Linked DNA regions of Homo sapiens: all the other regions are linked to region 1. Evidence: read pairs that join two places in POLR2A ChIA-PET (ENCODE). Cell type or tissue: OCI-LY7. All regions are shown on one strand.

Region 1 (2,500 bases):
AGACCAGCCTGGCCAACATGGTAAAACCCCGTCTCTACCAAAATACAAAAATTAGCCGGACATGATGGTGGGTGCCTATAATCCCAGCTACTCAGGAGGCTGAGACCCGAGAATCACTTGAACCCAGGAGAAGGTGGTTGCAGTGAGCTGAGATCACGCCACTACACTCCAGCCTAGAAGGCTGAGCAAGACTCTGTCTCAAAAAAAAAAAAGAAACACTGTTCTCCTGCAGCCCATAGTGGCCAGCTTCAGAGCCAAGTTTGTGGTACTGAATCCCTGGTAATGCTTGTACAGCATTTGTTATATACCAGGACTCACTCTAAATGCTCTCTATATATCTCCTCATTTAATCCTCAGTGGTAGGCAGAATTCTAAAGATAGCAGCCCGAGATTCCCGACCCCTGTTTGTTCAATCAAATACTCATCTAGGTACTGCTGTGATGGCATTTTGCACATCCAATTAGAGTCCTAAGTTAGGGGACCTTAAGTTACAGAGTAGTCCCCAGCTGACAGCCAGCAAGGAAACAAAGACCTTAGTTCTACAACTCCAAGGAACTGGATTCTGCCAGCAACCTAAATAAACCTGGAAGCAGCTTCTTCCCTGGAGTTTTCAGATAAGAGCAAAGCTGCCAACACCTTGGTTTTAATCTTGTAATGCACAGCTGAGCTTGCCTGGACTTCTGCACACATAACTATGAGATAATAAATGGGTGCTGGTTTAAACTGCTAAGTTTGTCATACAAGAATAGAAAAACCAACCTCACAACAACCCGATGGGTACAGATGTACTATGACTGCAAGTCAGTACAGATGATGAAGGAGAGGCAGAAATGGGATAACTCACTTACCCCCACCCAGCTAGTAAGTGGCAGAACCAAGATTCCAATACAAAGACCGCCTCACAAAACTGAGACAGGGGCAAATCCCCTCCATATTACCCGTGCACTATGCAATGAACGGAGGGGAAGAGCAAGCTCTGCCAAGGGAGCCTTTGAATAAGCCATCAGAAAACTAGGATCAAAGGCCGGGCGCCATGGCTCACACCTGTAATCCCAGCACTTTGGGAGGCCACGGTGGGCAGATCACTTGAGGCCAGGAGTTCGAGACCAGTGTAGCCAACAAGGCAAAACCCCATCTCTACTAAAAATACAAAAATTAGCTGGGTGTGGTGGCGGGCACCTGTAGTCCCAGCGACTCGGGAGGCTGAGGCATGAGAAATGCTTGAGCCCAGGAGGTGGAGGTTGCAGTGAGCAAAGATCACACCATTGCACTCCAGCCGGGGTGACAGAGGGAAACTCTGTCTCAAAAAATGGAAGAAAAAAAGGAAAGAAAACTAAGATCAGCTTTCCAGATTCCTACCTCTCAGCTCACCCAGGTCAAAAATAAAAAATGCTCAGACCTAGACTTCACAGACAGGAAGTCTGCCAAGTCCCACTGGTGGCCTAGTTACAGTTTTCCTGGCCCAGCTCTGCCCACTGCACAAGTAACGGCACTGGGGTGGCACCTGGCAGTCTGTGGAGGAAGAGAGGCTGGGTGTAAAGAGGCCATGTAGGCAGTTGTAGAGTGAGAGGAGACAGGAATCTCTGCCTCTCTGCCACTTGGCAATAGGAACATCTCCCAAGTTTTTTCAATTTTTTTTTTTTTTTTTTTTGAGACGGAGTCTCACTCTGTCGCCCAGGCTGGAGTCCAGTGGTGCTATCTTGGCTCACTGCAAGCTCCGCTTGGGTTCACGCCATTCTCCTGCCTCAGCCTCCCGAGTAGCTGGGACTACAGGCGCCGGCCACCACGCCCGGCTAATTGTCTTTTGTATTTACTTAGTAGAGTGGGTTTCACATGTTAGCCAGGATGGTCTAGATATCCTGACTTCGTGATAAGCCCGCCTCAGCCTCCCAAAGTGCTGGGATTACAGGCGTGAGCCACCGCGCCCGGCCAGCTTTCTCTTTTCCTTTTTTTTTTTTGAGACGGAGTCTCGCTCTGCGCTCTGTCGCACAGGCTGGAGTGCAGTGGCGCCATCTCAGCTCACTGCAACCTCCGCCTCCCGGGTGCAAGCAATTCTCTGCCTCAGCCTCCCAAGTGGCTGGGATTACACGCGCCCGCTACCACGCCCGGCTAATTTTTGTATTTTCTACTAGAGACGAGGTTTCACCATCTTGGCCAAGCTGGTCTTGAACTCGTGACCTCGTGATCCACCCGCCTGGGCCTCCCAAAGTGCTGGGATTACAGGCGTGAGCCACCGCGCCCGGCCTCAATTCTTAACCTAGCTATCAATTGCAGTGTTAAAGAAAAACGCCTCAGTCCTAATGCACTTGGTCAAGAAAACACTGCACTACTGCAAAATGATCAAAGCAGCATTAAACTGTGGACTGCTGGATAAGTGCGGAGCTCTAGAGATGATGAAGGGGAGAGCATCTCTGCTCAGTAAAAGCTTTCATGGGCAGCGACTGAAAGAATGAGGCCCAGAGGAATTTCTAGGAACTTTCCAAGAGAGGAAATTCAAACC
Region 2 (2,500 bases), 110 kb before region 1:
CTCTTAGGCTCAATGTCTTCTTCAACAAAGTGAGGACTTTGCTGCCTTATTTCACTAGGTTGTTACAAAGATTTAACAAGATAACATTTTTTAAAAGCTGAGAGAAATAGTAAAGCAATGGAATAATTTGTTCCTAAACTTTATGACCGAAATTATCTTGGAATCCCAAATAAAACCCAATGCGTATTTTGTTCATAGGTTCTAATATGCAAACGTTGTAGTTTTCAGAAGATATTATTAAGTCCTAATTTTGCTTCTTAGTTGTCCTACTCCTTATGGCTTATAATTCAGTGCATCTCAACTATGTGATAGTTTGTAACTAAATTTATTCCTAAATATCTCATTAAAGTAGATAATGTGATTGTCCACTATTACGGAGTTGATCAATCACGCCAAGGGCAGAAAAACCAATGGATGTTAAGACCTGGTTTGGACCAACGATCCTTCTCTACAGACTCAAACTCTCAGCCAGCAGATGTTTGTTAGGATAATGCTTTATATTGATGTTCAGTTACAGCTGACATGGGAGACCAAAAGTCTACTTTTATTTTTTTTAGTTTCCACGGAGAAGTAGCAAGCTGACATTCTGTGATTTTCGACATACATACTAACAATATATTTTGCACCAAACACGTTATTCAGCTCAAAGTCATCTCATAGACCATCTTATATGACTCTTTTTGCCGCGCAAATCACAATTTCAATATTTGGGTGGCACCCATTTTGCTTTGATTCACACTATTTCCTTAGAGCTAGTCAGCAAATAGTCAAATGACCTTCCAGTGACTGCACAAAATATGGAATGCTTCAAAGATCTGTGCTGCCTCCTTATGCAGAAGCCACGCTAACTTTCCCCGTATTGTTCCAATTTTAGGATATGTGCCGCCGAAGCAAGCACAAAGCCCTACTTTTACACATGATTAGTGATGCGTCATGGACAAGGCTTGGCTCTGTTGAGTCCAACTAACCTACTTGAGATTCTGAGATTTCTCTTCAATGGCTTCCTGTGAGCTAGAGTTTGAAAATATTTTAAAATCTTGAGCTAGAGATGGAAGTAGCTTCAACGATTTTCATTATCATGTAAATCAGATCACTCAAGGGGCCAACCACAGCTGGGAGCCACTGCTCAGGGCAAGGTTCATATGGGACTTTCTACTGCCCAAGGTTCTATACAGGATATAAAGGTGCCTCACAGTACAGATCTGGTAGCAAAAAGGAAACAAACACTGATCTCTTTCTGCCACATTATTTGAACCCCTCTCACCCTTTAGAACAAGCCCAACTAATATCTGCCAGAGAAAAGACCAACAACAGCCTCAAAGGATCTCTTACCATGAAGGTCTCAGCTAATTCCTAGCTAAGATGTGGGTTCCACATTAGGTTCTGAATATGTGGGGAAGGGTCAATTTGCTCACTTTGTGTGCGGATAAAGTCAGGATGCCCAGCGGCCAGAGCAGGGGGCTGGTCCTCTGGGAACAATGGCTGAGCATATAAGCATAGGTATGGGAACTAAAAAACATGAAAGTCACTGTATGAATCACCATGAAGACTTGAGGGATCTGAATCTACTGATTCATCTTAAGACAGCAGGACCAGTTTGAGTGGCAACAATGCAGCAACAGAATCAATGGAAACAACAGAATGATTGCAATGTCCTTTTTTTTCCTCCTCCTTCTGACTTGATAAAAGGGACTGTCTTCCTTGGATTTAGTAAACCCCTTCGGTTCTTGAAAAATTCAAGGAGTATGTAGGACATAGTCCCCAGAAAACAGTACAAGACTTTCTGCTAAACTGGACATTTCAAGACCCAAATAACTAATCAGAAAAATTAAAGATGTGACACTCTTTTTTATCCCTGCATAGGTGTTACACTTGGATCAAATGAACAATGCTGGGATCTCTAAGGATAAAGATCTTAAAAGTCCTGAGATAAAGAATCCTGCACCCATTGGCACTTCTAACTTGTCTTGCTTTTTGTCTGATTTCTGGCTGATGCAAGGGACTAACTCACTGACACGCGAAAACTACCTGAACCAAACTATGACATCTCACCTGATATGTAAGATGCAACTGTTATAATTATTTTAAACCTCAATTTAGCATTAACTAGCCTTTTAATGTAAACACTTACACATGATGATGACTAGAAACAGCATACTCTCTGGCCGTCTGTCCAGATCTTGAGAAGATACATCAATATTTTGCTCAAGTAGAGGGCTGACTATATTTGCTGATCCACAACATACAGCAAGTATGAGAGCAGTTCTAAAATGACAGAGATAGGAACTGTAATAAAGTTATTTTTAAAGCTAATCTGATATACTTTACCAATGTAAGACCTTGCCTGTCCGTGCAGAATCAAACATTTACATGCAATAAAAGACATAAGCATCTTGAGGGCTCAAGTGTTCATCTTTCTAAAATACCACAAAGGTTAAAAGACAGGGACAAAAAAAAGCCTCTCATCTCAGTGGGGTATTGCATAGCAGAAGCTACTAAT
Region 3 (2,500 bases), 640 kb before region 1:
CACAAGATTAGATTTGAGTATCAGGGCATTCTGGTCATGGTATAAAGCAGAGATTGGCAAACTTTTCCTGTAAAGTGCCAGATAGCGAATATGTTGGGCCATGTGGTCTCTATTACAGCTATTCAACTCTGCCATTGTAGAGTGAAAGGAGTCATAGATAATGTATGGGCAAAGAGGCATGATTGTACTCCAATAAAAGTTTGTATAAAAAACCATTTAGAAAGCTGAATTTGGCCTGTGGCCTATAGTTTCTGGCCCTTCATATAGAAGATAGATGGAGGATAATTACGTAAAAAGATTGAAAGATTAAGCTTTTGTAGTAGTTCACGTGATAGTCTTTTTTTTTTGTAACCAATCTGTGGCCTAGTATAAATCTATTATGAAAGTTTGATCCATCAAGGGTAAAATGAATCAAGTTCAGAAGCTCAATTTACACATTTAAACATGTAGGTCCTTCTTTGGCATTATTGTATTTTGATTAACTTTTTTAACTTAAAAAATAGGAACAGTAATTTGTAGGGTTTCTTTTTCCCTGTGAAAGCCATCAGTTAAGGGGCCACGTTTAACGAGGAAATATAAATATAAAATAAATAAGTTTGTATTTCCAGTGGCACTGGAAAGATAAAGCAAAGGCAGAAAAGAGGTGCAGTTAATATGGCTTAGTGATAATTGAGTTTAAAAAGCTAGGGGACAGATAAAATCTCAGGTCATTCATAAGTTTTCAGATTGCGCACAAGCATTTACAATGCTCATGGGGAAGGAGTAGGTATTTGTCAGGTTAACAGAGAAGTGCAAACAGTCATGGGACACACCAACAGTTTCTTTACATATTGAGTTCAATGAAACATTCATGAGGGATACTTTCAGTAGGTAATTTGATTATATGCATTTCTAGCTGGAGATAGAACTCTGGTTGAAGATGCAGGCTCAGAATACTTTTAGTATAATTATTAGGCAAAGCCATAGATCTCAATGAGCTTATCCATGAGGCAGAAGATGTAGAATAAAAAGAAAGCCATTGACAAAACCCTGGGAATATCAACATTTCACAAGAGTCAAAGGACTTGGTAAAGGAGACTGAGCAGTGGTTAAAGAAACGTAGGAGAGGAGTCTGAGAAAGTGATGTTGCAAATTTCTTTTAAATGTGAGAATTTCAAGCAGTAAAATTACTCAAAAGGCTACTGGATTTAACTTACAAGTTCTTCAGTGGTAATCTGCTCAAAAGAATTATTTTAGTTGTTAGGTATACTGTTGATGTGGTTGATAATTCTGGTATCCAAGAAGAAATCTCCCAAGATCCTACCTAACTTTTTGTAACTAAAGCAGCATACATACAGAGGTAGTGGGAAAATGTCTAGACTGGTGAGTACACATGCCAACATTCTCCCAGAATTTTCTGCCTCCTTATTATACCACTTGAGTAAGGGGTTTAGAAATTTTAGGCTATACTTGGGAATTTGTCCATTTCTTTTGCAGTTTATCAATTTTTGTATCATGTATTTTGAAGCATTTATGTTATGTTCATAAATATTTAAGACTGTTATGTTTTCTTGATTAATTGAACCATTTGTCACTATAAAGTGACCTTGTTTATTGCTGGTAATATTTTTGCTATGAAATGTACTTTGGTATTAATACAACCACTCTTCCTCAGCCTTCTTTTGTAAAGTGTTAGTGTGGTGTATCTTGTTTCATCTTTTAACCAATTTTTGTCTTTATATTTAAAGTTTATTTCTCATACTCATTATACAGATAAGACTTGCTCTTTTATCCATTCTGATAATCTGCCTTTGAGCAGAGGTTTTTAGACCAGTTTAATTTATAATGTAATTATTGATATGATTAGAGTTGTCTGATTTCTATTAGTCTCAGATCTTCTTTGCTTTGCTTTTTTCCTTTTTCTGCTTCCTTCAGACTAGTTTAGTAATTTTTATGATTTAGTTACATATCTGTATATGCATAACATTTTTAGTTATTAATCTAGTTTTACATTTCTTTATGATTTAGTCATATCTTTTTTGGTATAAGTTTATTTGGTATTAGGTATAACTCTTTGCTGTCTTAGCAGTTGCTTTAGGATTTATAATGTATGAATTTACCTCATCACAATCCACCTTCAAGTAATATTATATCATATCATAGATGGTATGAGAAATTACAATCATATTTTCATTTCTTTTCTATCAACCAGATCCCAGCTTAGATCTGTGGGATTATGGCTTTTGTTAAATTTAGAACATATTTAGCCAATTTTTCCTCAAATTTTTGATTCTGCCTCTCCTCCTACCTCTTTGGGGACTTCTATACTACCTGCTGGAAGTTTGCTCATAGTTCACTAGTGTCTCAAATTTGTGAATCTTTTCTTTCATGATGGCGAATTAATCTATGCTCATATCTACTCAGTGCAGCTTTCATCTCCAGCATTGTAATTTGTATCTCTACAAGTGCAATTTGGTTTTTAAAAGTATCTTCTGTTGCTTTATTTATCTTCTTGATTTTT

What was found. ChIA-PET counts read pairs that join two places held together with the same protein. Peaks named below come from ENCODE experiments on the same cell type or tissue, not always from the same donor. Only the 100,000 strongest peaks of a DNase experiment are listed, where the experiment ranks them.
Region 2: POLR2A ChIA-PET joins it to region 1 with 11 read pairs; 2 of 35 experiments call an interaction of 5 or more read pairs at or near these places.
Region 3: POLR2A ChIA-PET joins it to region 1 with 10 read pairs; 2 of 35 experiments call an interaction of 5 or more read pairs at or near these places.

The regions. Positions count from the first base shown.
Region 1 is chr2:131,493,851-131,496,350 of GRCh38, reverse strand. It overlaps the pseudogene SMPD4BP. Among named protein-coding and RNA genes, the nearest start is that of MZT2A, 2.7 kb to the right of the region's middle. In OCI-LY7, CTCF peaks have their summits at 1,894 and 2,095; no DNase peak of the experiment used is centred here; H3K4me3 peaks cover 1,918 bases; H3K27ac peaks cover 1,095 bases.
Region 2 is chr2:131,601,188-131,603,687 of GRCh38, reverse strand. It overlaps the pseudogene POTEKP and the pseudogene RNU6-617P. Among named protein-coding and RNA genes, the nearest start is that of LINC01087, 35 kb to the left of the region's middle. In OCI-LY7, no CTCF peak of the experiment used is centred here; a DNase peak (open chromatin) is centred at 1,037; H3K4me3 peaks cover 1,477 bases; H3K27ac peaks cover 2,413 bases.
Region 3 is chr2:132,135,905-132,138,404 of GRCh38, reverse strand. No RefSeq gene overlaps it. Among named protein-coding and RNA genes, the nearest start is that of ANKRD30BL, 25 kb to the left of the region's middle. In OCI-LY7, no CTCF peak of the experiment used is centred here; no DNase peak of the experiment used is centred here.